Regions from separate parts of the Homo sapiens genome. Here regions 2, 3, 4 and 5 are each linked to region 1. Evidence: chromatin loops called from intact Hi-C (ENCODE). Cell type or tissue: mammary epithelial cell. All regions are shown on one strand.

The links. Hi-C counts contacts between places; a loop is a spot of excess contacts. Peaks named below come from ENCODE experiments on the same cell type or tissue, not always from the same donor. Only the 100,000 strongest peaks of a DNase experiment are listed, where the experiment ranks them.
Region 2: a loop joins it to region 1, with 20 times the contacts of the local background. A loop is called at or near these places in 4 of 110 quality-filtered maps.
Region 3: a loop joins it to region 1, with 7 times the contacts of the local background. A loop is called at or near these places in 6 of 110 quality-filtered maps.
Region 4: it touches region 1 in a loop (7-fold over the local background); 17 of 110 quality-filtered maps call a loop at or near these places.
Region 5: a loop joins it to region 1, with 3 times the contacts of the local background. A loop is called at or near these places in 18 of 110 quality-filtered maps.

Annotation. Positions count from the first base shown.
Region 1 is chr1:1,502,965-1,507,964 of GRCh38, forward strand. It overlaps a transcript of ATAD3B not described here. Among named protein-coding and RNA genes, the nearest start is that of ATAD3A, 6.7 kb to the right of the region's middle. In mammary epithelial cell, CTCF peaks have their summits at 2,128 and 2,737 (motif pointing left); a DNase peak (open chromatin) is centred at 2,077; H3K27ac peaks cover 540 bases.
Region 2 is chr1:1,302,365-1,307,364 of GRCh38, forward strand. It overlaps ACAP3 (ArfGAP with coiled-coil, ankyrin repeat and PH domains 3), which reads right to left. Exons shown (of 24, transcript NM_030649.3): 2 at 1,722-1,779; 3 at 798-917; 4 at 558-611. It overlaps SNORD167 (small nucleolar RNA, C/D box 167), which reads right to left and starts at 2,448; the gene lies at 2,365-2,448. RefSeq lists enhancers at 1-8, 9-608, 609-1,209, 1,210-1,809, 1,810-2,410 and a silencer at 3,431-3,600. In mammary epithelial cell, CTCF peaks have their summits at 3,034 (motif pointing right) and 3,899; DNase peaks (open chromatin) are centred at 2,487 and 3,397; H3K4me3 peaks cover 2,288 bases; H3K27ac peaks cover 1,324 bases.
Region 3 is chr1:1,342,587-1,347,586 of GRCh38, forward strand. DVL1 (dishevelled segment polarity protein 1) reads right to left here. Exons shown (of 15, transcript NM_001330311.2): 2 at 103-172. Among named protein-coding and RNA genes, the nearest start is that of DVL1, 4.3 kb to the right of the region's middle. RefSeq lists enhancers at 3,455-4,333, 4,535-5,000. In mammary epithelial cell, a CTCF peak has its summit at 2,211 (motif pointing right); a DNase peak (open chromatin) is centred at 2,405; H3K4me3 peaks cover 2,296 bases; H3K27ac peaks cover 2,121 bases.
Region 4 is chr1:1,438,647-1,443,646 of GRCh38, forward strand. VWA1 (von Willebrand factor A domain containing 1) reads left to right here. Exons shown (of 3, transcript NM_022834.5): 3 at 435-4,236. The coding sequence ends at 1,141. Among named protein-coding and RNA genes, the nearest start is that of VWA1, 5.5 kb to the left of the region's middle. RefSeq lists enhancers at 2,167-2,216, 2,833-2,982. In mammary epithelial cell, a CTCF peak has its summit at 2,442 (motif pointing left); no DNase peak of the experiment used is centred here.
Region 5 is chr1:1,369,880-1,374,879 of GRCh38, forward strand. It overlaps AURKAIP1 (aurora kinase A interacting protein 1), which reads right to left. Exons shown (of 4, transcript NM_017900.3): 2 at 4,826-4,911; 3 at 4,121-4,566; 4 at 3,857-4,023. The coding sequence starts at 4,877. The coding sequence ends at 3,922. Among named protein-coding and RNA genes, the nearest start is that of AURKAIP1, 2.8 kb to the right of the region's middle. RefSeq lists silencers at 1,882-1,931, 2,190-2,484 and an enhancer at 2,059-2,826. In mammary epithelial cell, a CTCF peak has its summit at 2,359 (motif pointing left); no DNase peak of the experiment used is centred here; H3K4me3 peaks cover 1,236 bases; H3K27ac peaks cover 553 bases.

The DNA.
Region 1 (5,000 bases):
CTGTAATCCCAGCACTTTGGGAGGCCGAGGCAGGTGAATCACGAGGTCAGGAGATCGAGACCATCCTGGCTAACAGGGTGAAACCCTGTCTCTACTAAAAATACAAAAAGTAGCTGGGCGTGGTGGCGGGCACCTGTAGTCCCAGCTACTCCAGAGGCTGAGGCAGGAGAAATGGCACGAACCCGAGAGGTGGAGCTTGCAATGAGCCGAGATAGCGCCACTGCACTCCAGCCTGGGCGACAGAGCGAGATTCCGTCTCAAAAAAAAAAAAAAAAGTAAAAGCATATGTATCATGATAAAATGGACACTTTACCCATCGCCTGACTTTGTGTTGAATTGGGCAAGAGCCTCCTCCCGTCCACGTGGGATGGCCTTCCTGATGTGGCTCTCCAAGACCATCCCTGGAGGGCATAAAACCTCACAAATGCATCAGGCCGTGTGCTGGGGATGGGGCATCGTCACGCCAGGTCTGACTAGGAAGGAGGATGGGGAGGCAGGGCTGGGGGCTTTGAGGTCGAGGCGTGGCCGTGGATTCCAGAAAGCCCCTTGGCTGGTGTGGTGCCTGCCCAGCGGCATCCGTGTATCCTAACACCCGCCCTCTGTGCCCCTGTGCCTGCAGGCCACATCAAAGGACGCCCTGAATGTGGCACAGATGCAGGAGCAGACGCTGCAGTTGGAGCAACAGTCCAAGCTCAAAGTGAGTGGGGCCGGTGTGGGTGGGGAGGCCGGGGCGCACATGGGGTTCGGGCATGGAGATTGGTAGGGCTACTGCCGGTGGGTAGGGCTGGTGGCATGTACATGGGCAGCAGTGGGGTGCAGGGCCGAGCTTGGGCGCCTCATTTCACAGAAGGAAACAAGGGGAGGTGAGAGACAGTGCCGCAGAGCCTCCCGAGAGGGAGGGCCAGTGTTGGTGAGGGCGTCTGGTTGTCCGGAGGATGGGGATCTTCTTGACATTCTCACCTCATTTCTTTTCACTCAGCAGAATTTTTTTTGCATTGCATTGCATTGCATTGCATTTTAATTATTTTATGTATTTATTTTGAAACGGAATCTTGCTCTGTTGCCCGGGCTTGAGTGTCGTGGTGCGTTCTCGGCTCACTGCAATCTCTGCCTTCCAGGTTCAAGTGATTCTCCTGCCTCAGCCTCCCAAGTAGCTGGGATTACAGGCACCGACCACCACACCCGGCTAATTTTTGGATTTTTAGTAGAGACGGGTTCACCATGTTGGCCAGGCTGGTCTTGAACTCCTGACCTCAAGGGATCTACCTGCCTCGGCCTCCCAAAATGTTGAGATTACAGGCGTGAGCCACAGTGCCTGGTCCCTCACTTTCAGTCCTGAGTTCACAGGCGGGGTTCACATGTTGCCTGTTGTGGGCATTGTAGCTTAAAAATTTAATTGGCAAGGCCAGGTGCGGTGGCTCACACCTGTAATCTCAGCTCTTTGGGAGGCCGAGGTGGGCGAATCATCTGAGGTTGGGAGTTCGAGACCAGCCTGACCCAACATGGAGAAACCCCATCTCTACTAAAAATACAAAATTAGCCGGGCGTGGTGGCGGGCGCCTGTAATCCCAGCTACTCAGGAGGCTGAGGCAGGAGAATCACTTGAACCTGGGAGGCGGAGGTTGCGGTGAGCCGAGACCACGTCATTGCACTGAAGCCTCAGCAACAAGAGGGAAACTCTGTCTCAAAAACAAAAAAAAAAAGAGAGAACAGGAGTGTGGTCGACTGCTGGGCCTGCCATAACCACTGGGGCGTGTGTGCCCACAGCTCTGAAGACTACAGGCCCAAGGTCAGGGTGCCAGCTCAGTCCCTCCCTGTGGAGTGTTCTTTGCTGGGTCCTCATGTGGCGGAGAGAGTGACTGAGCTCTCACTCTGGTGTCCCTTACAAGGATGCTCATCCTGCACTGCTCACAGTGGTGGTGGTAAGCCACCGCGCCCAGTGCCAACTTTGTCCTTCAACAGTTTGTGTGTGTGTGTGTGTGTGTGCGCGCCAGGCACAGTTGTAGGATCCAGCTCCACAGGTTCGGTGGGTTTTCTCTTTGTGTGCAGAGACAAGAGAGTGTAGAAATAAAGACACAAGACAGAGATAAAAGACAGCTGGGCCCGGGGAACCACTGCCACCTAGACGTGGAGACCGGTAGTGGCCCCGAGTGCCAGGCTGCGCTGTTATTTATTGGATACAAGACAAAGGGGCAGGATAAGGAGTGTGAGCCATCTCCAGTGATAGGTAAGGTCACGTGGGTCACGTGTCCACTGGACGGGGGCCCTTCCCTGCCTGGCAGCCGAGGCAGAGAGAGGGAGGGAGGGAGAGAGAGAGACAGCTTACGCCATTATTTCTGCTTATCAGAGACTTTTAGTACTTTCACTAATTTTGCTACTGTTATCTAAAAGGCAAAGCCAGGTGTACAGGATGGAACGTGAAGGCGGACTAGGAGTGTGACCGCTGAAGCACAGCATCACAGGGAGACGGTTAGGCCTTCGGATAACTGTGGGCGGGCCTGACCCTCCACAAGAGGTGGAGGAGTAGAGTCTTCTCTAAACTCCCCCGGGGAAAGGGAGACTCCCCTTCCCAGTCTGCTAAGTAGCGGGTGTTTTCCCTTGACACTGACGCTACCGCTAGACCACGGTCTGCTTAGGTCACGGGTGCCTTCCCAGGCGCTGGCGTTACTGCTAGACCAAGGAGCCCTCTGGTGGCCCTGTCCGGGCGTAACGGAAGGCTCGCACTCTTGTCTTCCGGTCGCTTCTCACTATGTCCCTTCAGCTCCTATCTCGGTATGGCCTGGTTTTTCCTAGATTATGATTATAGAGCGAGGATTATTATAATATTGGAATAAAGAGCAATTGCTACAAACTAATGATGAATGATATTCATATATAATCATATCTAAGATCTATATCTGGTATAACTATTCCTATTTTATATATTTTATTACACTGGAACAGCTCGTGCCCTCGGTCTCTTGCCTCAGCACCTGGTTGGCTTGCCACCCACACACAGTGGCTCATGGCTGTAATCCCAGCACTTTGGGATGCCAAGGTGGGTGGAGCACCTGAGGTCAGGAGTTCGACACCAGCCTGGCCTAAATGGTGAAACGCTGTCTCTACTAAAAATACAAAAATCAGCCAGGCATGGTGGTGTGTGCCTGTAATCCTACCTACCTGGGAGGCTGAGAGGCAGGAGAATCACTTGAACCCAGGAGGTGGAGGTTGCAGTGATCTGAGATCGTGTCACTGTCTTGCAGCCTGGGTGACAGAGTGAGACTCCCTCGCAAAAAAATAAAATAAGTTTTTTTTTTCCCTTTGGCAATTCAAGATCCCTAGAGGTTCCATATCAACGTATTAATGCTTTTTCTATTTTTGTAAAAAATAATTCGGGTTTTACAGGGATTGCATCCAGTCTCTATATTGCCTTGACGTCTCTTAGCAATGTTGTCTGGTTTTCTTTTTTTTTTTTTCTTGAGATGGAGTCTCACTCTGTCACCCAGGCTGGAGTGCAGTCGTCGGCCAGGATGGTCCCAAACTCATGACGTCAGGTGATCTGTCTGCCTTGGCTCCCAAAGTGCTGGGATTACCGGCGTGGGCCACGGCGCCCGGCCAGTTTTCATTGTACAAGTCTTTCACCTTCTTGGTTAAGTGAATTTCCAAGTATTTTATTCTTTCAGATGCTATTGTAAATGGAAATGGTTTCATAATTTCCCTTTCAGATTATTCATTGTTAGTATGTAGAATTGCAGCTGTTTCTGCTGTTGATTTTGTTTCCTGTAACTTTGCTGATGTCACGGGGTTGTTTTTTCCAATATGGATTCTAGGATTTTCTTTTTTCTTTTTTTTTTTTTTTTTTGATATGGAGTCTCGCTCCGTCACCCAGGCTGGAGTGCAGTGGCACAATCTCGGCTCACTGCAAGCTCCGCCTCTTGGGTTCACGCCATTCTCCTGCCTCAGCCTCCTGAGTAGCTGGGAATACAGGCGCCTGCCACCATGCCCAGCTAATTTTTTGTATTTTTAGTAGAGATGAGGTTTCACTATATTAGCCAGGATGGTCTCGATCCCCTGACTTCGTGATCTGCCCGCTTCAGCCTCCCAAAGTGCTGGGATTACAGGCGTGAGCCACCGCCCGCGCCCAGCAGGATTCTAGGATTTTCTACATATAAGATTATATCATCTGAGAACAGGTGATTTTACCTCTCCCTTTTCAGTTTGGATGACTTCTTTTTCTTCTCTAATGGCCCTGGCCACAACTTCCAGTGGTATGTGGAATAGAAGCAGTAAAGCATTCTTGCCTGGTTCCTTACTCAGAGGAAAAGCTTCCAGTTTTTCACCACTGAGTATGTCACCTGTGGGCTTGTGATATATGGCCTTCATTATGTTTAGGGCGTGTGTTTCAATTCCTGGCTTGTTGAGTGTTTTTCTCATAAAAGGGTGTTGAATTTGGTCAAATGCTTTTCCTGCGTCAGTTGAGAGGGTCATGTGGTTTCCTTCTTCCACTCTGCTAATATTGATTGCTTTTTGTATGTTGAACATTTCGTATGTGGAACATGATTTTCGTATGAACTATCCTTGCATTCCAGGAATAAATCCTGCTTGGTCAGGGTGTATAATTTTTTTATTATACTGCTGAATTCACTTTGCTGGCATTTTGTTGAGGACTTTCCCAGTGATGCTCATCAAGGATATTGGCCTGTCATTTTTCTTGTGGCATCTTCATCTGGGTTTGATATCAGGGTACTGCTGGCTTCCTAGGATGAGTGAGGAAATGTTCTTCAATTTGTCCAGGAGTTTGAGGAGTGCTCTGATTCTTAATGTTTTGTGAATTCACATGTGAAGAAATCAGGTCCAGGTCTTCTCTTTCAACTTTTACAGCTTGGAGATTTTAGGTTCCCAGAAAAATTGCAAGGGTAGCACAGAGAGCTCCCGGGCCTGGGGCCTCGCCACGTGGTGAACGTCATGTGTCACTGTTGGCCCCACCCGCGACTGGGTCTTGCCCCAGAATCCCACCCAGG
Region 2 (5,000 bases), 200 kb before region 1:
TGCAGCAGGGAGCACTCAGCCAGAGCCGGGAGCACCCAGGGGCTGGGCCTGGGGAGCTGGAGCCTGGGCTCTGAATCGGAACCCGAAGTAGAGAAGGACCGGGCACAACCAGGAGCAAAGGGACGGCTGAGCCATCCTGCCTTGTCTACTTCGGGACCTCCTCTGTTCAGTCTGCGGCTCAGGTTCCCAGGCTGCAGCCCCACATCTCACGGGTGCCTGTCCTGTGTGTCCATCCACGTCAGTGCCAGGGCCCCCGGGGGCCACCCAGACCCAAATGGCAGCCAGGCCAGCCTGGGACGAGAGCCCTGCCCAGTTGGGGGAACCCTGGATAAACCACCCCTCCCCCAGGGTCTAGTGTGGCCCTTGCCTGGGACACGGCAGAGCCCCCAGGGCTGTCCCCCAACCCCACACTGACTTGAAAATGTGGGATTCCCCCCCCCCCCGACTAGAGGAGCAGAAACGTGCCCCCCCCAACCCGACGCCGGCCTTCAGGTGAGCCAGCGCAGCTCGGTTCCAGGCCAGGCACAGCCCACAGGTGGCAGGGAGGCCGCGCTCACCATGTGGTAGTTCACCACCTCCTGTAGGCTGTCAGCGAACCTCTGCAGACATTCCTGGAGGAGCAGATGGGAACCCGTGCTGAGATGGCAAATCCGGGCCCAGGTCACCCAGCCACGCCCTCTGAGCCCCTGGGCGGTGCAGACACCGGCCTGCTTCTGGCCTGGACGCCCTCAAGGGGCTGCCTCCCTCGGCCTCTCCCCCAACCCCACCTTGAGGTCAGAGGTCAGTCGGCCCCTCACCGAGATGACGGTGTCGCCCTGGCACTGCTGGGACAGGTCGCGGACGCCGCTCACGAAAAGCCTGCTGGTGCTGACGTAGGCCTTACCGGCTTCCACCATGCCACTGCACAGCTTCACCAGCTGTGGGCCAGCGGGGCGTGGTGAGCACAGTGGGCACTGGCGCCTGCACTCGCCACCACACACGGCCACTCAGAGGCAGGAAGAGCTCCCAGGGTAGGTTCCACTCAGGGCGTTGGCACTCAGGACTCAGTGCCCCGGTGCAGCTTCCTCACGCCTGGGCCTGCCTGGGGCTTGGAGGCCCGTCTGGGAGGGGAGGGTGGGGCCGCCACGGCTCGGCTGGGAGGGACCAGGAGCCAGGCAGGGGACCCAGGGCCAGCAGGACCAGCAGAACCAGCCCATGTGGGGCTCATGGATAAGGCTGCCCACTCCCAGCTCCACGGCCTGTTGCCCCCTCCTCTTTCTCAGCCCATGTGGGGCTCATGGACACGGCTCCCCTCTCCACGGCCTGTTGCCCCCTCTTTCTCAGCCCATGTGGGGCTCATGGACACGGCTCCCCCCTCCACGGCCTGTTGCCCCCTCCCCTTTCTCAGCCCCAGCCCCAGCCACACCAAGGCTCAGCCCACACAGCAGCTGTCCCCGTGTCACCAGCCCAGCAGAGGGGACGGGCAGCCACCGTGGGTCGGGGACTCACCACAGCCCAGCCCCTCCCAGATGGGACGAGACTCAGGGCCAGCCACATGTGTGCATGTGACATGTGCACCCTGGAACACACATGCTAAGACACAGGGACCAGGACCTGGAGCACCACACGCATGCTCCACATATGGGGGGTGTAAGTGGCTTAGTAAGGCCTGGAGGGCGAGTCTGGCCATGTGGCCATCCCAAGCTTGGCCGGGCACAGGGCGCTCCAGGCCCGCCCTTCACCTTGTCCAGTTTGGCCTCAATCTCCACCACGTCCGTCTCCACCTCGTCAATGGTCGCCCTAAAGCAAGAACGGGGCTGGCTGGGGTCACCTGCAGCCTCAGCCCCCTCGGGGCTTCACCTCCCCCCGCACCTCCCTGAGGGGCTCCACCATGGGAAGGGGCTTTCAGGAAACAGGCTGGGAGACAGACGCCTGCCTGCTACGGGGGCAGGACTGGGACCAGGTTCAGTGCACTTCCCCCCGCCCCCCCAACCCCAGGCAGGCAGAGGCAGCCGCTGCTGTGCCCTCGGGGAAGAAGGCTGGACCAGCCTCTCCCAGGACAGCCGGCCGCTGGGAGTCCCTCAGGGACAGTGCCCACCAAGGGCTGAGCCAGCCTCACCCGCCTCTCCTCTAGGAGTTCAGAGTCAACCCTGGACCCATCTGGAGCCCCTCAACCCTGCGGCACCTCCCCTCACCCCACTGCACTACTGCAGCCCATCCAGGTCTGGCACCCATGCACTGTGGGACAGGGTGGGGGCAGTAGGGCAGCTGCTCTCGGTCCTGGCAGCACCAGGAGGACCCAGACCAGCTGGGGAGAGACGCCCCCGGCTCCCCCAACCTCACAGCTGCAAGCGGCATGGTCCGCTGGAAAGACGGGTAGGCCATCCTCCTCAGAGCCCACTCCCACCAGGACAGCCTGACAGTGGGGCTGCCTGGGGAGAGAAGAGTTAAGGCATGACATCACCAGAGAAGCCTCGGCGGGAGAATCCCCGGAAGACAGGAGGCAGATGGATCGGGCACGTGACCACCCCCTCCGGGAGCAGGCAACAGGGAAACAGGGCCAGGATCCCGGCAGCCCTCCACACAATCGGCTCACTGGCTGTCCGGGCCATCTGGCCTCCTGGGGATTGGGCACCACAGGGCCCGGGCTGGGGCCAGGACTCCAGGTCTAGGGCAGGGGTCCAGGAGCAGAGGCCATCAGGGCCTACAGTCCCTCGTACCTTGCTACCCTGACCGGTGTCCCAGGCCTCGGGGGAGGGGCCTGTGGTTTACATGGGGCGTGTCCTCAATTAGGAGCTGGAGCTGCAGGCACCAGGCTGCCCCAGCCAGGGACCTTGAAGGGTCCCAGCCACCCCAGAAGGACACTAGGTCCTCTCTGAGCAGCCCTCTCTTGTTCCCAAGGGGCTAAGAGGACTCTGAATCCCGAAGCAGGGGGCGATGGAGGGAATCTCGCTGTGGTGTCCGCTGACCGCCAGTGCCCAGCCTGCAGCCCCTGGACCCTGACCTCTACCTCAGCTGGAGGATCCCAGAACAGAGAAGGGACCATCCTCCCAGGAGAAGGCAGCAGAGAGCGCCACACCCCAGGAGTTGCAGCCACCCCTGAGCAGGGCCGGATGCAGAGACAGCTGCACCCAGAGCTGCCGCCCTCGGGTTTGGGGCGCCCGTGTCCCTGGAGAGCCAGCAAGGGGGGATGGCTGCACCCAGGAGCTCACGGACGTGCTCATGGGGACAGGGTGGGCCCTGGCAGAGGCCCCGAGAGCCGCTCCCACTGCTGGGAGCCCCTCAGCTCTCCCTTCCTCAGTCCTGGGGACCTAGGCCTCCTCTGCTGTGCTCAGCCCAGGATTTCCTCAGCAGCTTGGAGGACGGGGAGGAGGGTGAGGCTGCCCCCCAACCAAAGCCATGACTCAGCGCCTGAAGCCCCACCCAGGGGAGGGGCACACTGAACAGAGGCCAGGCGGTTCCCCTACACGGGCTCCCCTGGCCTCCGGCCCACTGCACCTGGGCTGCCACTAGGCCCTCCCCAGACCAGGAGGGTGCGGGCAGGGTCCCCCTCTCCCGGGCTGGGGCGACCAGGCTCCACGTTACAGACCACATCTTCCCGCCCACCCTGCCTGGCCCCCCAACCTGGCGGTAGGCCAGGAAACTCAAGTTACGCCCTTAGGGCCTGCCCCCAGGACAGCCTCAGGGAGCCCCTCGAACCCCAGTTAAATCACAGCCTAACCCCAAAACCCACTGGGCCAGGCCATTCTCATCTCCCCACTCCAGTCCATGCCCCACAGGGGTGAGGCACTTTCCCAGGGCAGTCACTCTACGGCACCTACTGCAGCCCCACAGCCCCCATAACTGGCTCCTGTAACAGGCTCCCATGAGAGCCGGTTACCAGAGAGAAGGCCCAGAGGTGAGTGGGTTCCAGCACCCCCACACGACTGGAAGAGGGCAGTACAGGGCCGTCTGCGTGGAGGAGGAGGTCCATTAGGCTTCTGACGGAGGGGCCAGGGAGAAGGTGGGTGCTTCAGCCAGGGTCCAGCCCCCAGCAGGGAGGCCATGCCCACACCTCCCCACAGCCCGGGTCCTCAATGCAGGATCCTAGGGTGCTCAAGTTATTCAACCCCTTTTCCCAGGTCAGCAACAGAAGATGGGAGAGCAGAGGATGGCCCCAGTTCCTCTGCCCAGGGCTGGCGGCCACTCTCCTGGCTGGCCCTGAGCCTCCCACTCCAAGGCTCCTGAGCCTCCTGGTGAGGGCTCCAGGGATACAGAGGCTCCCCGTGCCTCCACACACATGCTGACTTGCCAGCAGATCCCAAGAGACCCAGCGCGCGCGTGCACACCCACACATACACAATCAAGCACACATGTGCAAACATGTTCATGCACAAACATGCCTGCACACACTGGTACCACACATACATGTGTGTTCAAGGAGACACTGCACAGACACGCATCAACATGTGTACCTAGTGATGGAACACGCGTGTACAAGGTGATGTGTCTATTGCTGACATGGCTAACACAGTACGTGAACCCACACAGACAGGTGGTGTGTGCACACGCTTGCGTGCACTCATCGGCAGGCTACATGCAGAAGCAAGCACAGCCCCGTGGCACAGCTCATCCACACGTCCTGTGCAAGGCCTGGTGTCCGGAGGGAGGCACGCAGAGGGGCAAAGTTCACAAGAGCGCACCCCGCACGAGCTCGTGCAGAGGAGGGGGCCTCACGCAGGTGCGCACTTGGGGATGCAGAGAGGTTTCTTTGCCTCCATTGTCGTTTGCCAAATGTCCACCAAGCAAAGCCGATGCACACTTGTGCACACGTCTGTGAACATGTAGTTCACGCAGGTGTACACGCCTGCACGCCACGAATGATGGAAAACATGCAGACTCGGTGTGCACACAACCCCTACCCCCTACCTGACCTTCCCCGCCGCTCTTCTCGGCCGCCACCCCTCCAAGCCCCTGGGTCATTCAAACCACTTCACGTTTCCAAGCACCCTACCCCAGGCCTTAAACGCGGCTCCAGCTGC
Region 3 (5,000 bases), 160 kb before region 1:
CAGCCTGCCAGGGCCTCCCCACACCCACCGCCTCCCCCAGGAAGAGCCCCACCCTGGAATGCTCCCCAGGCGAGCCTTCGGGGCCAAGACACAGGGGCTCACCCAGGAGACCACGCGGCCGTTGAAGCAGGGAAGCTTGGCATTGTCATCAAAGATCTCCTCCTTCACCACCCTGTGGGCATATGCTGCCGTGAGGCCCCACCTGGGGGGCCCAACCCTGCGGTTCTAGAGGTGAGGCCTGGAGAGCAGGCGCTCCTCCTGCCCACACAATGTCACTCTGTGGACACCCCTGCTAGCGCATTCTCCTCTTGGGAACCGTCCTTCCTCTCCGTCACATCCTGGGCCCCCACCCCCCCAGCATGGGGCCAGTCACTCTGCGGACACCCCTGCTAACGCACTCTCCTCTCGGGAACCGTCCTTCCTCTCCGTCACATCCTGGGCCCCCACCCCCCCAGCATGGGGACAGTGGCTGTGGACATCCTCACAGGGGCAGCTCAGCCAAAGGCTCTCAGTCCCCTGCAGCGTTGGTCCCCAGCCCCCAGGTAGGAGGACAGCTAGGGTGAGGCCTCCTTGGGAAAGCCCCCGTGCCCAGCTGCCCTCGGTTCATGTATGTGGTGGCCCCAGACGCTGTCTCCAACCACCCCCACCTCATCTGTTCCTGGGGCTTGGAGCCCCCCCCCCCCAGGGCTTCCCCCACACTGGGACTCCTCAGGGCCAGGCCCCAGCCTCCTCAGCAGCAGCAGCTGCACCTACCGGGCCCCAAGGCTCCCCAGGCTATTCCCTGTCCCTTGCCCCAGACCTCAGGTCCACCGCTCCACCTCCCAGCCAGCTCCAGACCAGCCGCCCACCCCTCAACAGCCAGGGCATCAGGCCACCTGCACCCACCCCTGCACTCAGACCTGTCATTCCCAACCAGGAGCCCAAATCCCCCAGCAGCCTCCTCTCCATCATGCCAGCCATGCCCTATGGCCCTACTCCACCCTCCTGGCGTCTCAGGAGCAGCCTCAGGTCCCAGGCCCTGTGCCTGCCTGCCCAGGGTCAGGCTCTGTGAGGGCAGGGCTTTGCCTGACCCCTGCCCTGCACCCCTAGTCAGGCTCACAGTCCACCTACAAGGACTCTCAGACCCGACGGACGGACGTAGGTGGGCTGGGAGGGCCCACAGGTCCCCAGAGGCCGCCCACCACCCTCCTGTCCTGTCCACCTAGCCAGGGAGACAAAGACCTCCACTCACCAAACCTCCCTGCACCTCAGGACCTAGAGGGGCAGCAGGGGATGCGGAGCCGGCAGGGCCCCCAGGAGAGCAAGCTGGCCAGGTGCCTCACCAGTCCACCCCCAGGTCAGATAGGCTTGGGAACGGGGCAGAGGGCACCCAGGCAGGCCGCAGAGGGTCAGGGGACACGAACCAGGAGGAGGCCGGGTGACCCGAGCTCAGAGTTCAGAGGGCAGGGTGGCAACCCACACGGCACAGAGGGGATGGCTGGGCAGGGGCAGGTCCCCAGGCCAAGGAGCAAGGCAGGCAGGGCTGTGGTCGACACTCACACTGTGACCTCTGAGGGCCCAGGCAGCAGGCTGGGTAGGATCTGGACGCCGCCTCGTGGCACCCTGCCCTGCCCAGCAGCATTTTCCACGCCCGGGACTTGGGCCCAGTGGAGAAATAGGAGCCCGGAGACGGGGCTTGGCCTGGCCGCACACCTGGCAGGAAGCGGCCTTGTGGCTGCTAGTCCCACTGCGAGCTACAGAGCCACCCCGACTGGCCGCTCCAGGTCCCCTGACCCCGGGGCACCTTGACTCAGCCAGACTCCGAAGCAGTAGGTAGCAGGAGGCCCCCGGCAAAGTGGCAAACCCACACTCTCACCCAAGCCCTGGCCCACCCACTTGCTGGGAAGAGGCCCCAAGCCTCAGGGCAGAGTGGACAGCAGGCAGGGCCAGCCCAGGTGGGAGCAGGGACCCCTACCTAGCCCTCTGGGGTCCTGCAGCTGCCTCCCCAGGCCACCCAGGGCCAGGCCATGAGGTAGACGCCCCCAAAGAGCAGAGAAGGTCACTTCTCAGACCCCTCCACGTCTGCTGCCCCCACACAGGAGCCTTCCCAGGTAAGACCATGACCCCATGCCAGGCTGAGGCCGCCACAGTGAGAGGCTGTCACACCTGAAAGGCTGGAGCAACCCAGGGTGAGGCGGGCCCCACGGACACCGAGGCCACCACTAGCTGCCGCCAGGGGGCCAGGGCCCACAGTGAGCCCTTGTCTCTAATGGACCTGACCACAGCAGAGCCCCTGGCAGGGTCCCCACCTCAGTCCCTGACACACGGCCCCAGGTGGCCTGGCCGGCAGCTTCTCCCCTGCCACACCCAACCCCAGCACCCTCTGACTCACCTGAGGGAGACACTCAGTCACCCAGCACCCTCTGACTCACCGGAGGGAGACTCGGCCACCCAGCACCCTCTGACTCACTGGAGGGAGACTCGGCCACCCAGCACCCCAGTACAGCACCCGCCTGGCTCCACCGGAAGAGGGCCCTGCCCCCTCCCACCATCCAGAGTGGCCCAAGCCCGCATGGCCCACCCAGCCAGGGCCTCACGAAGACCCCAGGCTGCCTGGGATGTCCCTGCCCCCTGCCCCCTCACAGATGTCCAGCCAGGACCCAGAGGCCCTACTCACTCCGCCCTCTTCAGCCCAACAGGGTGTAACAAGTCCTCCCCTGCCCCCAGTGGCAGGGTGCAGACCCAAGCCTGGCTGGGCCAGGAGAAAGGGAGCAGGACCCAAACAGCACAGAGGGAAGGGTGGGGTCTGCCTGGGGCTCCAGGGATCAGCTACCCAGGTCCCAGGCAGAGCCCTGCCGTCCCCACCCCAGCCAGATGGGGGAGGGTGCTGGAGGCTGGCCAGGCATTGGGGGCGTACCCACAACCCGGGGTCCCCGCGCCTCTGTAGCAGCCTCCGCTGAAACTCACGGCAGCTGCCAGGGGCGCCCCTGCCGGCACTGTGCCCCCACCTTGGGATTCCCTGTGAGGCCTGGCTAACCTGTGTGCTGCCCCCACAGACCCGCCCCGGGGAGGAATCCACTCAGAGGCAGCGCCCTGGGAGCCAGCATGGCCACACAGGATGCAGAGAACCCTCCAGACTCCCAGAGGCCACAGCCAGCTGCCCTAGACGTGGCGTGGTCCCGAATGCACCCCATTCTCCCAAGGCGGAGCAGGAAGCTGGCAGGGGTAGCTGGCCCAGGACAGGCGGTGCAGAGCCATCCTGTGCCCTCAGAGCCCCCTGTGCACGCCCCAGGTCAGGGCCCTCAGCCTTGGGGGTCTGTGGCCTCCCAACCCCTGACCCCAGAGCCAGGGGCTCTCCACCAGCCTGTCCCCTGGGTGGTGCCGAGTCCTGGGATCTCTCTGTGCCCCTCCCCCGGTTCAGGACACACAGGCTCAAGTGTCCCTGCTAGGCCATGGCTATGAGTGCAGTAGGTGAACTGCCTGGACCCTCCCAAAACCAGGGAGGCACTCAGGGCACAGAGAGGCTGAGTCACAGACCCCAAGTGGCACAGCCAGGGAGGGCGGAGTGGGAACTCCCCCCACAGCCCAGGCCAGGCAGAGCCTCCCCAACTCCATAGCTCCCCACAGCACCACCCAGGACACAAGGAGCTGTCACAACACCGAGGCCCATGGCAGGCGGCCCTGGGGACCAGGGCTTTGGGCCCACAGCCTTGCCTCCACCCATCCCCCAGTCCCAGGCCTGGGTCACCCCCACCTCGGAGATGAACTGTGGGAGCTGTGCCCAACAGACAGCCTCGGTGCCAAGTCCAGCAGGCCCAGCATCCGCCACGCACCCAGCAGTGGGGACCCGGAGCCAAACACCCTCCCTCCTCTGCCTCGGCCCAAGGCTGGGCGAGACCCCCTGCCAACCACCAAACCCAGCACCAGGCAGAGACCCTCCCCAATTCTGCCCTCCTCCCAGCCCTGGGGATCTTGGGTCAGAATAGCTGTGACCAGGGCATGAAAAGTGGAGGACAGGCGGGGGACCTTCACCCACTGGGCCAAAGCCGTGCGTGGGGAGTGGGGTCCAGACCAGGGCACGTGGTTGTGGCCATGACACAGGCTCCCTGCACTGCAAGGTGGTCAGTCATGCTCTGGAGCAGAGGCTGGGGAACCAGGGCTGGGCTGAGAATGCAGCGGGGGCTGGCGCAGGAACCCCCGACTCACCAGGGCCTCCTCAGCGTCCCCAGCCTGAAGCTCCCTCTCTTATGAAGGCCACCCCAGACCAGCGAGGACCTGCCTTCTCTTCCCCCCATCTCCAACTACATTCGCTTGGCATCCAGGGTCAGTGTCTAGTTCAGCAGTCGCTTAAGCTAAAGTATTACTGACCAACCAGCCCCTCCCACGGGGGTTCTATTCCACAGAACAGACAGTGCTGAGAGGTCTGCGGGTAGAACTCAGGGGAAGGGATGAAGGAAGTAATTGATGAGGGTCCTCCGTAGGCTCCTGAGGCCACCAGCCAGAGGACCAGGGAGGACACAGAGCAAGGCCCCCATCCCAGCCAGAGGACCTGGGAGGCTACAGAGCAAGGCCCTCGTCTTGGACCTCCAGCATCACCCCAGTCCATTCTTTCCAACCCCCACAGCCCAGCCCAGCCCAGCCCTGACCTCTGCAGCCCCACTGACTCCCAGCCCCCTGTAAGTCTGCAGCCTCCAAAGCTGTACACTGAAGCTCCCCTGTCTCTTTCCTGGCCGCATCCCCAAGCCTGCCTCGACACCCAGACCTGCCCACCCTGTTCCCAGGCCCGGGCACCCACGCGTCCTCCAAATGTGCCCAGCAGGTGCAGCCACTGCTAGAAGTGCACTAGGGCAACAGTCAGGCTGTCTCTGCCCTGGGCAGCCCCCGGTGGGTGTCAGGAGCAGAAGGCGGACTCCCCCAGGGCTTCATCCCAGAGCATGGTCCAGGAGCAGAACCTGGGGGCTGGGCACCTCCTCACTACGCATTTCCTGGTGGCACACATTTGCAACAAACAGCATTAGTAA
Region 4 (5,000 bases), 64 kb before region 1:
TGGTCTCCCATCTCCTAGCTGCAGCTCAGAGAGCCGGGCTGACCTCAGACCCCGGCCTGGCCACTCAGGCTGGGGCTGGTCCTCTGCTCTCAGGCACCACCGTGGACTCTGCCGTCTTTGAGGACCTTTGTCCTGGTCACTGATCTGGCCACTGCACCTCTCCACAAAGGACTGGGTTTGGGGCTAAGGGAGGCAGGGGCGCTTCTGACAGGGCCTGAGGGGGCTGCACCCTTTCCTCCGTCCTCCCCCAGCCAAGGCACGTTCTGAGAATCCCCAGCATCTGCGGGGCATGGCTCCAGCAGCTCCTTGGCCGCGGGGCCCCGTCTTTCCTAGTGGGGCCTCCAATCTCCAGATCTTCCCCATCAGCCAGGGCCGCCCTCCAGCAGCGGAGGAGGAACTGACCGCTGTTCCCTGACCCCCTGCACCACCCACAGACGCGATGCGGCCGCAGCAGCTCCATGCCACGGAGATCACGTCCAGCGGCTTCCGCCTGGCCTGGCCACCCCTGCTGACCGCAGACTCGGGCTACTATGTGCTGGAGCTGGTGCCCAGCGCCCAGCCGGGGGCTGCAAGACGCCAGCAGCTGCCAGGGAACGCCACGGACTGGATCTGGGCCGGCCTCGACCCGGACACGGACTACGACGTGGCGCTAGTGCCTGAGTCCAACGTGCGCCTCCTGAGGCCCCAGATCCTGCGGGTGCGCACGCGGCCCGGTGAGGCAGGGCCGGGGGCTTCGGGCCCGGAGTCGGGGGCTGGGCCGGCCCCCACGCAGCTCGCCGCCCTCCCCGCCCCAGAGGAGGCCGGGCCAGAGCGCATCGTCATCTCCCACGCCCGGCCGCGCAGCCTCCGCGTGAGTTGGGCCCCAGCGCTGGGCTCAGCCGCGGCGCTCGGCTACCACGTGCAGTTCGGGCCGCTGCGGGGCGGGGAGGCGCAGCGGGTGGAGGTGCCCGCGGGCCGCAACTGCACCACGCTGCAGGGCCTGGCGCCGGGCACCGCCTACCTGGTGACCGTGACCGCCGCCTTCCGCTCGGGCCGCGAGAGCGCGCTGTCCGCCAAGGCCTGCACGCCCGACGGCCCGCGCCCGCGCCCACGCCCCGTGCCCCGCGCCCCGACCCCGGGGACCGCCAGCCGTGAGCCGTAAGCCGGCGTCCCCGCCCAGCCGAGAGGGCCGGCGCCTACCTGAGGGCCCCTGTGTCCCGAACCCGGAGCGGAGGCGCCCAACCCGGCAGACGGGTGCAGGCCCGGCCTTTCCCCACGCGGACTCCGCGCGACCCCGGCCCTCTCCCTGCGGCCGCAGGGCTTCCCCGCCTGGCGCCTGCCCTCCAGGGCTGGGGCCTCGCCTGGCGGGACCCCGCAGCAGCCCCGGCCCCATCCCCGCCCAGAGCCGGGCGTCGTGTGGGTCCGTGGGTGATAATTGAGAGCGTCAGACCCAGGACTGTTCAGGGAGGAGCCCCGGTCAGACTCCCACGTGTGAAGACCGGGCCCCAAGTGGCAAGGGCTGGCCTGGGGCGGGCAGCTTGGGTCCTGGACGTTGATAGGAAGCGGAAGGGGAATCGCGGGAAGCTGGCCCAGGTCAGGTCCGCAAAGGCTTCTGAAGAAGAGGAAGGGCGAGTAGGGGCACCTGGACGCTGATGGTGGCCAGGATGCTCAGCTGGCCAGGAGGGCAGCACCTGCTGGGGACGGTGGCCCTGCCTTCATGCCCAGGACACCAGCTGGGTCCAGCTAGCAGCCACTGGGAATCAGAGGAATGGGGCAGAGCTGGGCATTCAGGACCTTGAGGACACGTGACCCCACCCGCCCACCGCCACTATCAGGCCCCGGGACCGCACTGACAGGAAACCTTCCGTCGTGAGGGAGCACTTCCCAGGGGCCGCAGGGACGACACTCTCCAGGGAGGCCCCAGCAACCACACCATCTTCTTGCTGTGAGAGGTCTCACCCCGGGCTACCTCCTGTCACTACTCACTGCCCTGGGGTCCGTGGGCAAGTTGCCCAGGGTGGGGGTGCCTAGCCAGGTGCAGTCCCCGCCCCGCCTAGTCCTCGGCGTCACGCAATGCTCACCTCGCCTCTTCCCCACTAACATCCCAGACTTTAAAATTCAGTAAATCAGATGTACACCGAGCCTGCAGTCTCGCTAGGATGCTTTACTCCTCCACAAACAGCAGCCGCCGACAGGACAGCTTGTGAACGTCTCCGCCTTTTGGGGTGTCCGGGGAGAGGAGGTGGAGCTGTCCCCTCCCAGTGTCAGGCCTCCTTGGTCCTCATGTGCACCTTTTATTCAGAGAGCTTGGGCCCCCTTCCTTTGGAGCTGGGCCCAGGGCAGGTGGCTGGAATGCAGAGGACAAGGGGGCTGGGGCCTCTGCAGGGCCATTCCCACCGCAGTCTCTGCCACGGCCCGGAGCCCTGGGCCCAGGGCCACGCGGGCTCCCTCTGCTGGCAAAGCCACACCCTGCACCGCATGGGGTCCACTGCCCCTTTCCCCACGTGGACTCTGCGTGACCCCAGGAACTGCAGCATTGAGGTGGTCTCAGTCCCTCCCTCAGGTCTGGTGGGCATTGTGCCAGGGGCCACCTTCGGGACAGCTGGCCTTGGCACCGTCTCCCAAGAACCCAGCTCTGTGCATCCCGTGGCCCCACCAGAAACCCAAGGCCACACCGCCCACCAGCTGGGTGTGGTCACCATTCATGGAGGGCCGGCTGGGGCCAGGCTCACCACGCAGAGTTTGCCCTCCGGTGTGATGATGCATGAGACACAGTAGGCCCCCCTGCCTGTGTGTGCAGGGGGTGTCTGTGGGGGGGCCCTGCTGGCTGGACTTTGGGTTTCTCCTGAGCTCCCCTTAGCCCCCAAGTCAGGCCACGGAGGCCTGAGTAGGACCCATGGGCTGTGTGTGTCACTGCAGGTGGCGTGCTCACAACTGCACTGCTGGTCGGCAGGTGGCCAGGGTTGCAGGCCCGGGCCTCGGGCCCCACCTCCTCTGGAGGGGTAGGATCTCCTTCGTGCAGCCCCTGCCCCCTACCCTGTTCTCCGGAGTGTTGGCAGATCTGAGCCCACGGTCACGTGAGAGGAGATGCCTCTTGCACACTGAGCCCAGGCCCAGCTCACGGAGCACCCTGCAGGTGGCAGCGGGGCACCAGGGGCTCATTCCTGGTGGCCTCAGTGGCTTCTGTGGACGACTCAGACTCACATGAGAAGCTGGGAGGAGCTCCAGCTCTGCAATCCCGAGAGGGCAGAGCGGGGGCCCTGGCCACAACCCTGCTCCCCACATACCCGTCTGGCAGAGGCTCTGCCTCCCCTCTGCCCATCTCTGCACACCAAGGCTGAGCACAGCACAAGGCCTCACGGAGAGGGTGAAAAGGCACTGCCGTCTCCATCTCAGTGCCAAGGAATGCCCCTTTCAGAAGCCCTCGTCTGAGAAGTGCTGCCCCTTATGTAGCCCCAGGCATTTTAAAATCTTTGAATCTGCACCAAGTCTCAGAACAGCTCTGGCCCCGGAGTGCTCCGTCCAGGCCGCTGTGAACCGGCTGTCCCCGCGTCTCCTCCACCTCCCCTGACACAATCCTGGCCCCGACTCAGTCCACCCAGGGTGCAGTGCAGAGGCTGATACCCGCCAGGACTTCCTTGCCAAGGGCCCGGCCACGTCACAAGGCCACTGCACGCTTTTCGACATGCACCTGGAAATCGGGAAGGGCCATGCTGCAGTTGCTTCTAGTTGAGACGAGAAGAGCGACAAGGTTGTGATCCACGTGGCAGGTGTTCAGAAGGCTGGGGGCGGGCAGCGCTGGGGAGAGCCCTGGGTACTTCGAGGAGACCCCGAAGGGAGGCTGCTCCCACACCTGCGCCAGTTTCCACCCTCTCTGTGAGCAGGGCTGCGGTCACCTCCCACATCTGAAGAGAACCAACCTGAGGATTTCACGCTGGCTGCGTGCCAGACCAGTCCCTGACAGGTTGTGCGAGGCCCTTCGCTGGACAGCCCATTGCTGGCCACTGGACGGAGAGGCAGAGGGGGCTGAAATTCGGGCCCATGCCTCTGTGAGCGATGACGGAGCAACAGCTCTCCAGCACGTGAAGCTCTCCAGACAGCTGTTCGTGAGAAGCCAGACAGAGGCCTGGGGTCTCAGTCCAGATTTCTGGGGAGTGGGGTGTCCAAGCGTGGGCCACGCTGCTGGGAGCCACCTAGGGAAGCAGGTCGCCTGTTTCTATAGTGACGGTAATAAACCAAGTCAATTTTCTATAGTGACGGTGATAAACCAAGTCAATTTTCTATAGTGACGGTGATAAACCAAGTCAATTTTCTTTTCTTTTCTTTTCTTTTTTTGAGATGGAGTCTGGCTTTGTTGCCCAGGCTGGAGTGCAGTGGCACGATCTCGGCTCACTGCAAGCTCCGCCTCCTGGGTTGACGCCATTCTCCTGCCTCAGCCTCCCGAGTAGCTGGGACTAACAGGCGCCTGCCACCACGCCCGGCTAATTTCTTCTATTTTTAGTAGAGATGGGGTTTCACCGTGTTAGCCAGGATGGTCTCGATCTCCTGACCTGGTGATCCGCCCGCCTCGGCCTCCCAAAGTGCTGGGATTACAGGGGTGAGCCACCGCGCCCGGCCAAACCAAGTCAATTTTCTATAGTGACAGTAATAAACCAAGTCCAGTCCCCGAAGCACAGCCCACATGACAGCCTCCCGCCAGAGAGAGGACAGTTTAGGACTGTCAGCTCCCGGGCAGTAGCTGTGTGTTTCCTGCTTTTTTGGGGGGTGGGGGGAGACAAAGTCTTGTTCTGTCACCCAGGCTGGAGTGCAGCGGCGCAATCTCAGCTCACTGTAATCTCTGTCTCCCAGATTCAAGCGATTCTCCTGCCTCAGCCTCCTGAGTAGCTGGGATTACAGGTGCCACCATGCCCGGCTAATTTTTGTATTTTTAATAGAGACGGTTTCACCACGTTGGCCGGGCTGGTCTCGAACTCCTGACCTCAGGTGATCCAACCGCCTCAGCTTCCCAAAGTGCATGGATT
Region 5 (5,000 bases), 130 kb before region 1:
GCTCCACCTCCAGGTTCACGCCATTCTCCTGCCTCAGCCTCCCGAGTAGCTGGGACTACAGGCGCCTGCGACCATGCCTGGCTAATTTTTTGTATTTTTAGTAGAGACGGGGTTTCACCATGTTAGCCAGGATGGTCTCGATGTCCTGACCTCGTGATCCGCCCGCCTCCGCCTCCCAAAGTTCTGGGATTACAGGCGACAGCCACCGCGCCTGGCCCACAAGCATAACTTTTATAAAAATAATTTACTTTTACAATTAAGCTTAGGAATCACACAGACTCAGGGCTGGCTCATGGCTTCCCGGCAAGTTAAACTCTGTACTTAGGCTCGGCGCGTATGAAATGGCTAATTCTAATCAGTGGTGCAATGAAGTAACTCCTCTAAAGAACTTATCGGGCCGGGCGCAGCGGCTCACGCCTGTAATCCCAGCACTGTGGGAGACCGAGGCGGGCAGATCACGAGGTCAGGAGTTCGAGACCAGCCTAACCAACATGGTGAAACTCCATCTCTACTAAAAATACAAACATTAGCTGGGCACAGTGGCACACACTTGTAGTCCAAGCTGCTCAGGAGGCTGAGGCAGGAGAATCGCTTGAGCCTGGGAGGTGGAGACTGCAGTGAGCCGAGATTGCACCACTGCACTTCAGCCTGGCGACAGAGAAAGACTCCATCTCAAAAAAAAAAAAAAAAAAGTAGTAACCTAAGAATGAGAGAAACATGGCATTCAGAAACAGGACCCAGACTCCTCCAGCCTGAAATAGGAATGTTCTTTCCCCCCTCCCAGTGCCCTTCCCGGGAGGCTCGGGGGGTCCAGCCCAGGGAAGCCAGCTTTCCTCCCAGACTCCACTCCACGCCGAGGGTCTCTGTTGCCACCGCCAACCTGCGTGCTTCTCAGACGGCGTGTTCAGTGAGTGCTCAGCTCGGCTCCCTGGAGGTTCTGGGCTTGGCACACACGTGTGCTGCCTCCCTGCCCCCCAACACACACACATCTGAAGCAGGCAGGGCCCTGGGTGGGCACCGGGGGTGGGAGCTGAGGGCCTTGCCCATGGTCCATGAAAGCTCTGAAGCCATAGCTCTGCGGCTGGTCAGGCCCCAGGCCCCAGGCTCGGCCCCCGCGGAAGGCGCAGAAGACACCAGCTTGCCAGGGACGCAGCAGCCAGAGGAAGAGGCGTGGGGCTGAGTTCACCAACGTGCCCCATTATGGAGGCCACTGATGAATGCCACCACTGGGCGTGAGGTTGGGGCACCATCCCCACTGACCAGGACCATCCCCAGCAGAGCCAAGTCCTGGTTGGAACTGGAGCTCTGAACACCACCAGGACACGCTGTGGTGAGGGGCAGGTCGCTGGCAGCTCCACAGGCCCCCAGCCCAGCCCACCCCACCTCTGGCCCCTCACCCAGGTGATGCCCAGGGCCAGAACAGGGGAGAGGCAACAGAGAGAGGGGGGTGCATGTCTCACAGGCAGGGGCAGGGTGGAGGCCCCACAGAGAAGAGGGGAGGGACGGCCTCTTGTGGCCTGGGAGCAACCGCAGAGATAAAAATAAAACCCCAAAATTGCTTCCCAAGGTTGTGGTTGGGCAACAAAGGCTTCCAAGCCAAGGCAGGGTGAGCTCTGCAGGCTGGGCAGGATGTGGGTCTGCAGGAGGGGCCTGGGTTGCGGGAGCTGGAGTGGACAGCTGAGGCACCGCCTCGCCGGGATGGTGACGTCTGGAGCAGGGGTACCCACCGCTGCTGACGTGAGCTGATGGGTTCGTCGTGGGGATGTCCTCATGGTGCAGGGTGTGTGGCAGCATCCCTGGCCTCCACCCACCCATGCCAGTAGCACCTCCCACTGACAACCACAGATGTCTCCAGATGCGGCTCAAAGCCATGGTTGACCTGCCTCCCAGGAGCACCCCAAGCCGGCCCCCACGCAGGGGTGGAGGAGGCCGGGGCCAAGGGGGGTCCCAGGGCTGTGCCTGAGCTGGGTAGGGCTGCTCCCCACCACGGGCTGCCCAGCTGAGCTCTGCAGGCTAGGACTCTGGACAGGTCCACTCAGCTTCCCACATCTCCTCCCTCATACAGGGAAGGGGGAGGTGAGCCCGGGATGGAAGGAAACGCGGGGGGGCAGCAGCACTACAGAGGGTGCCAGTGGTGGCCAAGAGCACCGGGAGGCTGGGGCAGGGCCAGGCTTGGCACTGAGCGGGCTCCACTTCACCTGGGAGAGTTTCGGCCCTGGGAGCCCTGCCCCACTCACAGCTGGGAAAACAGACCCAGGAATGATGCCTGTGACCCCAGCTGGGGCCCCACAAGACGCTTCCTGCCACCTGTCCTGGTCCCCAGCCCTGGACCCAGGAGCCCGGCTGCTGCCCCCCTGTGGTGGTCTGGGGAAGCGCACTTCCACCCGCTACAGCCTCCAGACCCCTCCGTGCACTCAGGGACCCACAGCCAAGGCCTACTGACCTCGCTGGCTGGCACGTCCAGGGCCCAACTCCCAGGACAATGTGTGACCCACAAGTTCGTCCTGTTCTAGAGAAACTGCTGGGAATAGCGCTCAAGTCCTCCCCAAGGTCTGATGGGCAAGGAACTCAAGCTTGAGTCTCAGACACATTTCTGTGACAAAAGACAAGAGGCCCCCACGTCTCTGGTGAGAGGCAGCCCAGCCTTCAGCCTTCACACACGGTGGGGGAGAGGCTGCGGCTCCAGAGCCTCCACTCAACCGCCTGGGGCGGACGCAAAGGCCCCTCTCCTGTCGCTGAGCTGTTGGGGGCAGCAGCTTCCCAGTGCCCACCCATGCCCTGCTACCCAAGTCCAAGGGCCCCTGCACATCCCTGCTCTTAGGAATACCATGTTCCAGCCAGGCGCAGGGGCTCACGCCTGTAATCCCAGCACTTTGGGAGGCTGAGGCGGGCAGATCACTTGAGGTCAGGAAATCGAGACCATCCTGGCCAACATGGTGAAACCCTGTCTCTAACAAAAATACAAAAATTAGCCGGGCTTGGTGGCGGGCACCTGTAATCCCAGCTATTCAGGAGGCTGAGGCAGGAGAGTCACTGGAACCTGGGAGGGAGAGGCTGCAGTGAGCTGAGATCGCACCACTGCACTCCAGCCTGGGTGATGGAATGAGACTCTTCCTCAAAAAAAAAGGGGGGGGGAATAATGCGTTCCTCCTCTTCACCCAGAGGAACGTGGAGACACCAGGGGCCTCTGGCTCAACCTAAGCCTCAGGGATTCTTCGGCCCTGTAAACGAGACCCTTTCCTCAGCCACCCCCCAGCCCCGAACCCCTTCTGGGACAACTCTTCCTGCTTAGTCCCCACGTCCACTCAGGGCCCCAGGAGATGGCAGACATGCCTGGGAAGGCCAACACCCTGGCCCTGTAGCCGGAAAGCTTGGAGGGCCACTGGAGGATCACGTCCACGGAGCCTGGCGGGCACCATCCACCACTGCCAGTGGTACCAGAACCTTTCCTGCCTTCCCAATGAGGCCCTCCCCGACCCTCCACTCATGAAATACACCTGAATCACCCCGTGCATTCCGGGTGCTCCCTAAACCCCAGTCCTGTCCCCCTGTACTTCTGCCATCCGGGTCGGCCTCCCCAGGGAATGTGGTGCTCAGGGAGGGGCTGTGGGATCTGTTCACAGTGATCCCACAGCACCTAGCCTGAACTGCACACAGCACACATTTGCTCACAGCGAGGCTGGGGCTCCTACAGGCCCAGCACCCTCTGGACGGCGGCCAAGAGCCAGCTAGAGAGAGGGACGGCCAATCTGCCACCCTGCTGCCCGGGTCTTCTGCAACACCTGGGACTGGCAGCAGCCTCAATCCTGAGAGACCTCACACCCGGCAAATGGAGCTCCAGACCCGCAGGAAAGGCTGAGTCCTCTGAGAATTTATTACTACGGATCACAGCAGCAACGGGCGGGAAGGGCGGCGCCAGACTCATTTGCCCCGCAGGTAGATCTTGGGGGTCTGCCAGCCTTCGGGGGCTTCCTTTAGCCCCGCCTTCAGCCAGATGCGCCTCAGGTCTTTCTCGAACTTGATCTGCAAGACGCAGAGAGAGGGACCGCCAAGTAATTCGTGGCAAAGAAACGTGTTCTCAGCACTTTGCCCTCCCAGGGCCAAGCAGGGGGCCACTCACCTGCTTGCGTCTCAGGCGTCCCTCCTGGACCTTCCTCCGCAGGAACCGCGTCTTCTTCACCAGCTTCCGGTACTTGTGGTGGTTCATCTTCCGCCGGCGGATCTTCAGCACGTTTTTGCACTGAATTTGAGGCGCATCCGCGACGCCTTCATCCCCCTGCTCGGCCCCTTCCCCTATCTGGCTGGGCGGACACTGGTAGGATTGCGGTGGAGCCACAGTCCCTGCGGTCCCGGTATCCAGTCTGGGCAGGAAGCAGCGGGCCGTGAGCCAGCTCTCCAGGGGGCTGACGGACATCTTCCTGGGGACCAGCATCTCCTCCAGCTCCAGCTGGGCCCCCTTGCGAGGGAGAGAGGCCGCCCTACCTGGGCCGGCCGGCGATGTGCTGTAAAGGGGCCCGCAGACCCGGCTGCCCAGCACTCCAGAGACGGGCCAAGGCGGGCGGCCGCCTGCAGAAAACCAGACGCCACGGTCACCGCTCGCGAGACCACACAGGCCCGTCGGGTTGAGGAGCAGCAGGTTCGTCCCAGCGAGGATCCCCCGCACCTCATTCCTGGCCTGAACCCCTGAGGTTCCCTCTGTGAGCATCGGAAGCTTAGAGGGGAAAGAGTGTGTGTGTGGCCACCGGCCCTGCCCCAGCGGAGCTGCTGAGACCCGCACTCCTAACCAGGTGTGCATCCTCCCATCCGCCCCCGCGCGGCTTCCTACCTGCCCAAGGAACGGCCCTCAACAGCTGGGAAGTCAGGCGCCCCAGGAGCATGGTCTGTGGGCGGCGGCCACAGGTCCCAGGGGAGCTGGAACACAAGTGCCCGTTCAGGTCAGGCGGCAGCGCCTTCAGTAGTCGCGGGCGGGCCGGGACTGGGGCGTCTGGTCCCGCCGCGAC